Linked DNA regions of Homo sapiens: region 1 is linked to region 2. Evidence: chromatin loops called from intact Hi-C (ENCODE). Cell type or tissue: PC-3. All regions are shown on one strand. Each heading gives the region's core, and the rest is flanking DNA. Links, peaks and the distances in the headings are about the cores only.

Region 1 (4,408 bases), core at 96-4,095, 130 kb before region 2:
ATTTGTCCTTTTCCTTTTTCACTTATTTAATTTTAAATTATTGGTTCTACTACTCAAACTTTGGACTGCATTATCTAAATGGTTAGTTATCCTGCCATTTCAGGAGCTGGTCCTCCAGCTTTACTTGATTGTCAATTTTAATGTTAAGTCTGTTAATCTTTAATTTTTCCTAGGTAAGTGGGTATGACTGACTGTGTATCTTATTGAGTAGTTGGTTCTGAAAATACTGTAGACTCATTCTATAAAACTCATGTTTATACATGTCCAGCTACAGAAGTTTTGTGTTATGTAACTAAAATTAGTAATCTGTTCGTATGAACAACTCTCTTAAGTGACAAGTTTTTCTTGTACATGAAAAGCTTGGTGCTAATATTATCCCTGATAGTATGTTGAATGTTTAGATGAGCAAGAACCTTTTTTATTTCCACTTAGCAGTTCTCAGATTGATCCAAGAAAGAAAGCCCAATGCCTGAGGAGAACAAATAATGTGGAGAACTTGTACTATTCCCCAGAGGATGCATAGACACAAGCAGGCAGCTGAATATAAATATTTTAAAGTCCTTATCATTAAAGCTTATATACAATTGTATAATACTCCATAATGTTTTTGCTTATTTTGATTTTAAATATTATTTTCCTTCTGAAATTTTCCAATTAAATTTATGTTTAAGGACATGCCATATTTATTACTGTAACAATACTTTGAGAGTATTTCTAATTGAGGTTGGAAATAAACAGAACAAATATGAGGGGAACTTTTTCTTCCTTTGGGTAGGAGAAATAGTAAAAACCTATGGCTTTTTGCTTGAAATTTTATACAGCTGCTACTTATTTACTGTGTCAGAATTTCATCCATATTTGGTAACTGTTAGTAAAGAATTTAGATAATCCAATTATTTGTGTTATCTTCCCATCATATCAACTGGAAAAGCATTTTTTCAGATTATTTCCTCTATACTAGTTGAGGTCACAATTACTGTGTGAACTTGGGAATCCTGCTGAGATTTGTAAGCAGATAGGGAAATGTTGATAGGCTAATTGCATAGACTTTGCATTATGTGAAATGTTGAAAAATGCCTTGTATTTTTAATATTACAATATCATCACCTTCTTTACAAAAAAATTATAAAGTTGAAATCTTATATCTTTTACTCTTTTAAAACTGTAGGTCATACTCTTTTAGATAAGATACTATGAAATTAAATATCAGCTCTCAGAGTAATAAAATATTAGAATTAGAGTCCATACTAAAGAAATATTTGCAGAAATTTGTCAAACACTTATGAAATATATAGACATAGAGACTGCTATTTAAAATTTTTTGACAGTTCAAAATTTGAGCCCATCTGATCATGGTTTATCCATTACCCTTTTTATAAACTTCCCTCCTAATTGAAAATGATTTTCATTCTAAAAGGTTTTTCAAGGCCGGGAGCAGTGGCTCATGCCTGTAATCTCAGCACTTTGGGAGGCCAAGGTGGGTGGATTACCTGAGGTCAGGAGTTTGAGACCAGCCTGACCAACATGGTGAAACCCTGTCTCTACTAAAAATGCAAAATTAGCCGGGCGTGGTGGTGCATGCCTGTAATCCCAGCTACTTCGGAGGCTGACGCAGGAGAGTCGCTTGAACCCAGGAGGCAGAGGTTGCAGTGAGCAGAAATTGTACCATTGTACTCCAGCCTGGGCAACAAGAGTGAAACTCCGTCTCAAGAAAAAAAAAAGATTTTTCATTGTTGTTGTTTTTTTTTTCCAATATCTGGTTTCTCCTCAAACTTCTCAACTCCTTGCTTCTTCAATATCTCCTTTCCCAAGAATTCCTTACCACTCCCTTATATATTTCGGAACTTTCTTGAAAACAGACCGTTTTTTAGATTGAACCATATGAAATTGCTGATAATTGATTATTTTTCGGCCTACAAAAATGACAGATTTATGTGGTTCAACCTCAACTTTGTTAACTGCATCCTAAAAGTTATTTTCTTCTTTTTAATGCCAGATTTCTCAAACATGGAATTTAGTTTCTTACAATTAAATGTAAATTCCTAATCTTTTATACTCTATCTCCAATCCACTTTACCCGTTTCCCAAAGGCAACCAATATTCTTGAACTGTCAGTTTAAGTTACCTCTTCTGAATTCTTTTCTCTTTTGCTTATTACAGCTTTTGAACATATTGACATTGCACTGGAGACTTTTAGAAACTGATTCTTTACTTTAGTGTCCTGGCAGCACTTCTACTTTTCTGACCTCTTTTTGTGGCTTCTTCTTGCTATATTTTAACTGTGGGTCTCCTCTACGTCAGCCTTTGGGACCCAGTTTCTTTTGGCTTTAATTTTTCTTCTTTGGAGACTCTCACACATGCTGATTGTACTGATGGTTGTTTTGGGCCAGACTGTGTTCCCCTCAAATTCATATGTTGAAGCTCTAATCCCCACCTAAGAATGTGACTGTCTGTGGAGAAAGGGTCATTAAAGAGGTGAGCAAGTTAAAATGAAGTTAAAATGAGGCCACTAGGGTGAGCCCTAATTCAATCTGGCTGGTGTTTTTATAATACAAGAAAATTTGCACATACACAGATACACCAGGAATATGCTTTCAGAGAGGAAAAAGCCATGTGAGGACACTGAGAAGGTAGCCACCTGAGAGTCGAGAAGAGAGGCCTCTAAAGAAAATGCTGATACCTTGATCTTGGATTTCCAGCCTCCAGAACTGTGACAAAATAAATTTCTGTTGTAAAAGCCACCTAGTCTGTGCCATAGCAGTCCTAGCAAACCAACACAATGATCTGTGCCTTCCCCACTTTTATTTCTGTAAAATAAGAGTCATAGTAAATGTTTTATAATAAACAAAATGATGCTTAAATGTTTGGGGAACTTTATGAATCTACTATATTGAGATTTATGATGCACATGGAAGATTAAAGACTCAGATATTCTACAGTAGGGAAATATTTGACTCAGTGCTTCTCAATCTCATACTTATTTGGCCATGACAACTTTTCCTTTTCTTTTTATATATTGCTCAGTATCTCCTAACATCCTGTGGAACATACTTGGAAAATGTTAGCCTATCTCCCACTTTAACCTCTAAATGTATTTACAGTTATATATGTCTATCTGCCTAATAGCCATTTCATAGTGAACTAGGTAAACAGACATGTCAGTTTAGTATATATTGACTTTTTGGTCTCATTTTTGAACAGGAGTTTGTTATGGTATGTGGTATGTTTGGTGTACTACTGCAATTGGTCCTCAAGAAATCTTCTTGTCTTTAGTTTCTCTTTCTCTAAGGCTAACCATACCGCATGATGTTATCAGACTCAAATTCCATGATTTTTTATTCCCCAAACTACTTTTATTATAATGCCCTACTGCTCAAAAACCTTTAATTATTCTCTATTATCACAAGTTTATCACAAAATTCTTAGGTTAACATTTAAGGTCCCTTCAAAATCTGACTCCAACCTATATGTAATTTTTCTGTGTTATTCCTTTATCAGAGCTCTCCATTCTATCTAAGATTATCTGAAAATTTATTAATTCAGGTGGGTTCAAAAAACATTTACTGAGTATCAACTGGATTGAGAGTCTATGAATATCTACTGTGAATCAAATATTGTGCTAGTTCTGCAAATGCTGTGGGCTCTCCACCTCCCCTCCCCTTTGGACATTTCATTCTCAATAATGCGATATAATTTAACAGTCATTGTGACTCATTCATCTCACAATTTCTGAGTATTTGCTACTTGGTCGAGCCCCTGGGAATACAGCAATAAATAAAAGCTCCCAATATGAGAAAAAGACAAAAAGAAAAAAATGAATACTTTAGACATTCATATATTCTATGAAAAAATACACTAAAGTGATAGGGACAGCTGGAGAGAAAAAATGATCAGGACGATTTGCTGAAACAGAAGTAGAGGAGGAGTCATCTGAGAAAATCTGGATTAAGAGAATTGCTGGCAGAGGGAAAAATTGCAGAGGTCCTGAGGCATGGCAGAGCTGTGATGTTTGTAAAATAAACAAAATTGTTAAAAATTGTTTGATTATTCTAGTATTAACAACTAATTATTATGTCTATATTCCCAGTTATCATGATTGTTATTTCTCACTGTCTTTGTTTAAATCCTCCTGTTAACCCGAAGGTAAGTCTAAGTCTCCTCTGCAAAGTCTGCATGTCCACTACCATCTTTCATGGCAAACTATTTCTCTTTTGAGTCTCAGCATGTGTTTGACTACACTCATTGTGTACTGATACGAACACATTTTTGCAGTGATATCTAACCTTTGTACTATTTAACATTCTTAATAATATATATCTTTGCTTTACTATTAGATTATAAACTCTAAACGATGCATGATACAATTTTTGCACACCCAATATCTCTCGAGTGGGATTGAGCATAAAAG
Region 2 (4,408 bases), core at 260-4,259:
CAAAGGAGGTAAACTTATAGTAAAAGTTATGATGGCATTCATTTAAATTAGTCAAGTAGGGTTAAGGTGGGATACTTCTTCTAAATTTATTCTTAAATATATTTGCAAATTTTAAAATATATATTTAAAAATAGAAAATAGATAATCAAAAATAAAATTTTAATAATGATAATCTTTTTAATCATTTCCTTAATTAAAGTAATCAAACCTGGAAAATGAGGAGAGATGGTGACGAGAGGTAGGAAGGGCTGAAAATAGGTTAGTATAGTTTCAAATAATATAAATCATTCATGATTTTGGTAACTAGATAAATATGTTTAAAATGTTTTTTAAAAATAAAGTACCACCAGTAGAATTTATAAAAATTAAAAGCATATTCACTAATGCACTCAATACTTAAAAAGTTAGAAAAACAAAAGAAGTTAAAGCCAACAAGAAAGCATTAAAACAAAAGTATCAAGATATCAAAATGTTACAAAGTAGTCCCTTCTTGTCCGCAATTTTGCTTTCTGTGGTTTCAGTTGCCACAATCTGAAAATATTACATACAACAAGATATTCTGAGAGGGAGAGAGAGAGAGAGAGAGAGAGGGAGAGGGAGAGGGAGTGGGGGAGAGAGAGAGAGGCCACACTCACATAACTTTTGCTATATTGGTCTAATTGTTTTATTATTAATTATTGCTGTTAATCTCTTACGGTGCCTAATTTATAAATTAAACTTTTTCACAGGCATGTATATGTAAAAAAGACATAATATATCCAGTGTTCTGTACTATCTGTGGCATCGGGCATCCACTAGGAGTCTTAAAACATATCCCATAGATAAGGGAAAAGTATTGTATTATGTGAGAAAAGCAAACTTTGAAAAGAAATATATAGTATAGGCTATTAAATCCAAGAATGAAATTTATAAAATGTTAGTAGTAGTTTTCTTTGGTAGTAGAATTAGGAATTATTTTTTCTTTATAATTGTCTTTGTTTTATACCTGGAGCATAAAATTACTTTTATAATCAGAAAATAAGCTTTTTTTTCTCAAGAAAGAGAAGAAATGAATGTGACTGTCATTGTAGACTAATTCTAAACTTATGTGAACAGAGAAAGTAAGAATTGAGGAGATTTGAAGAGTTAAGAGTTTGAAGCAAAAATTTAGAGGTATATAAAAAGATAGACTACATATTTGTGGAGCAAGAAAGATGAGAAGTTTAGCTTAGATTTGCAGTTGAGTTTTTCTCAAAGACTTCTCCCTAGAGCATAACTTAAATGGAGAGAAAGCATGATTGGTTCTAATAAGATAATGAAATTTATAAAGTCTTATCTACTCCTTTTTTTAATGCTATAACACTAGACACATGGGCACACTCATGAGCTCATAAGAGACCTTAAGCAGCAAAGAAAAATACAGAGCCCTACCCACAATATAGTTTCAAATGGTGTTAAAACAAAACAAAATAAATAAAGTAAAATAAAAAATATTTTTTAACTAACTTCATCCTTTTGGGGGGATATCATATATTGAATTATTAGGGGAAAACATTCTGCCTTTGCTTTGCTAAAGCCTTGACAAGTATTTAGTAATCAAAACTACAATAACTTTGTGTTCTTTCCACAACCAAAATTTCTCTTACATGATTCACTTATTAGCATTAAGGTTTAAGTAACTGAACAAATAATAATTAAACTATGACTTACCACAGGTAATGTCAATTAACAATATTTAATATCTTAGATTAGCTTGAGTCATTGGTCAATGGGGAGTAATCTTGGAGAAGCTAAAGTTTTCTCATCATGACTGTGTTTTGGCCTAAAACTTATAAGCCACACAGAGCAAGCAGTACCTCCCCCACCCCTTCCCTTTTCGTGTTGATATGAAGCCACTGAAGTTTATGGATTCCTTCTGAAAAGAATCATCAAAGCCATTCCAAAGATAGAAAAGTGGGGGGCAGTGATTGAGGGCTGACATAAAATAACTACAGCTATTCTCTGTTCCATGGGGCTGCTTCTGACTCTCCTCTCAGGCTGAATGTTTTTAAACTTTCATCCTGCCCATATTGTTTTTGATGGATGTTCAGCCAACATTCATGTCTTCTGCTAAGTATAGGACCCTTGTGCAATTTACTTAATCTTTGTAAAACAATTAGATGAAATTTATTAAATTGTTCATTTAATCCTTCTACAGACTTTTATTTAGTGCTAAGTGCAAGGCACTGCACCAAGAGATGAGGTTATAAAGATAAATAGAACAAATCTCTGCCCTCATGGAGTTTACGGTCCAGTAGCACATGATTTAAAAAATATTTATATTCTACCACCTATTGTTTCATTACCTTGTCTTCAAATATTTTAGAGAAGGTAGGGAGGCAAGTGAGGCACACATTGGAATTTCCCACGGATCTCATCCTCTCTTGTCAGAGTTCTTTACCTGATATCTGGGAATAACGAAAGCCAGGTCTGGCCAAAAGAGAGCTCTGTCCGCCTCCAGGGGTCAGTCTCTCCTTGAGAATCCTTCCGAGAATTGCCTAAAGCCATTTCCAAGGATTGCAGATGTTCAAGTAGGAAGAAGCCTTCAAAAATTTTACTTGCATAGAGAAACCAGTTCTAAGTTTTCTTTCAGATCTGAATTGGATCTCAAGCAAGTACTTTCCTTTGATTGAGGTAGAGGGGCTTTTGAAGGCGTGTGTGATTTCTATGTTTACATGCACTTTCATATGTCTTTGAAACCTAGAAAAAGATATTTGCCTTAGGCCACTAAGGGAGTGAATATCACAAAAGGGATTAGAATGCTGTACTTTAAAACATCAGGTCTTGTATTGGGTTATTAGATCATACTTTTAATTCAAATAACATCACATATGTCCAATTCAAGTCAGAATCATGAAGGCGTATGACTGAAGGGGGAAAAATAATTGTCTTTAATGTAAACTGAATCTATTAGTATGGATTGAGAGATAACTGCAAGCATGTACACTCAATGTGGTAACATTCCAGCCCTACTAAGATACTGCTCAACAGTCACAGGTGTGTGCCTTCTAAGAGGTGCCTACTGATTAGAAACCCCTTCCTTCATTCTACCTTGTTCTGGAAACTCATTTAGCAATTAGCAAAATGAAAGCATTCTCTTTCTGGAATTTTGACTTCAGAAGAGGGAATTTAATTTACAAAACTGCCTGCAACTAATTAAAATGAGTAGTCACTGTTGGTTTGAAATGGATTACCTCTGGGAAAATCACACTTCAGATTGTCAAAAGAGGGTTTATATCCTGATTCTGAAAAAACATCTCTCCATTGTTCAGTAGACTGATGCTCTTTCAAATTAATGGAATCTGAAACCTGAAGCCACACACAGAAGATGATTGATACTGGAAGGTTAGTTTCATACAGAGATGTTTTACTTCAGAATATTTTAAGGCTCTTATTTCTTATTCCATTCTCTCCCCAAGTCTTTTGATTTTGAAAAATTATTTTCATTGTGTAATTGTGTATTAATTAATTAATTAAATTGTGTAATAGTCAATGAAATGAAATTCTGTTTTATATTTAAATTAGTTCCAGATGTAAAATATTTTTTAGCTCACCAAATATTTATGTGTACTGAACATTTTCACGAAGACTCTACACACTTAATCAATTTTGTGTTAGTTTCAACCTGATATTACTGTGTGTGTCATAATCAGAGGATGCACAGCAATAATGCTCCCAGGTTTCAAGCAAATCTCTATATGCCTGAATGCTATAGTATTTTAAAGCAAACAATTTCATTTAATTTGGAATTTCATTTTTATGACATGGAAATATTCTATGGACTCCATTTTCTTTCATTAACTAACTTGAATTAATTTAGTCTAATTATAGTAAAATAGGCCTATTACCATTATCTTCAGAGAGTTGATAACAAGAAGTGTTCACAACATGTCTGTTTATGTAACTAGTACTCAATTTTTTTAAGGAAGTCAATTAACTTCTGAATAAATAGGATTAAGAAATAATAAAAATTAAAGGAATTCTGTGTTCAAATATAAATATCATTAACCTACTGCTCATAAATATAATGGCAATCTAAACAAAAAAAGTTCCCTCAAATTTGAATGGGGATAGATGACATAAAATTAAGTGAATCTCAACAATGCAAGAAAATGAACAAGGGCAGCATGTCATATTTTGGACTTATCACGTCAGTAGATTCAGAAAGAAATTTCTAATTTAATTCTTCTCTTGGGAATACTAGGTTATACTATATGACCAAATTTGTAAACTTTACACAAAATTTTGAATTTCTGAAGAGACTTGAACTCTTGGAACCACAGAAAAGAGATACTACTGTTTAACTTTCTTAAATGATCAGAAATTTAATTTCTAATCACAAATGGTCAGTGCTTTTAAACAAGATTTTATTACATAATGATGTTTTAAA

Evidence for each region. Peaks named below come from ENCODE experiments on the same cell type or tissue, not always from the same donor. Only the 100,000 strongest peaks of a DNase experiment are listed, where the experiment ranks them.
Region 1: a loop joins it to region 2, with 13 times the contacts of the local background. A loop is called at or near these places in 1 of 110 quality-filtered maps.

What each region holds. Positions count from the first base shown.
Region 1 is chr4:111,601,163-111,605,570 of GRCh38, reverse strand. No RefSeq gene overlaps it. Among named protein-coding and RNA genes, the nearest start is that of LINC02945, 510 kb to the left of the region's middle. In PC-3, for the core only: a CTCF peak has its summit at 2,515; no DNase peak of the experiment used is centred there.
Region 2 is chr4:111,473,268-111,477,675 of GRCh38, reverse strand. No RefSeq gene overlaps it. Among named protein-coding and RNA genes, the nearest start is that of MIR297, 610 kb to the right of the region's middle. In PC-3, for the core only: a CTCF peak has its summit at 2,487 (motif pointing right); no DNase peak of the experiment used is centred there; H3K27ac peaks cover 465 bases.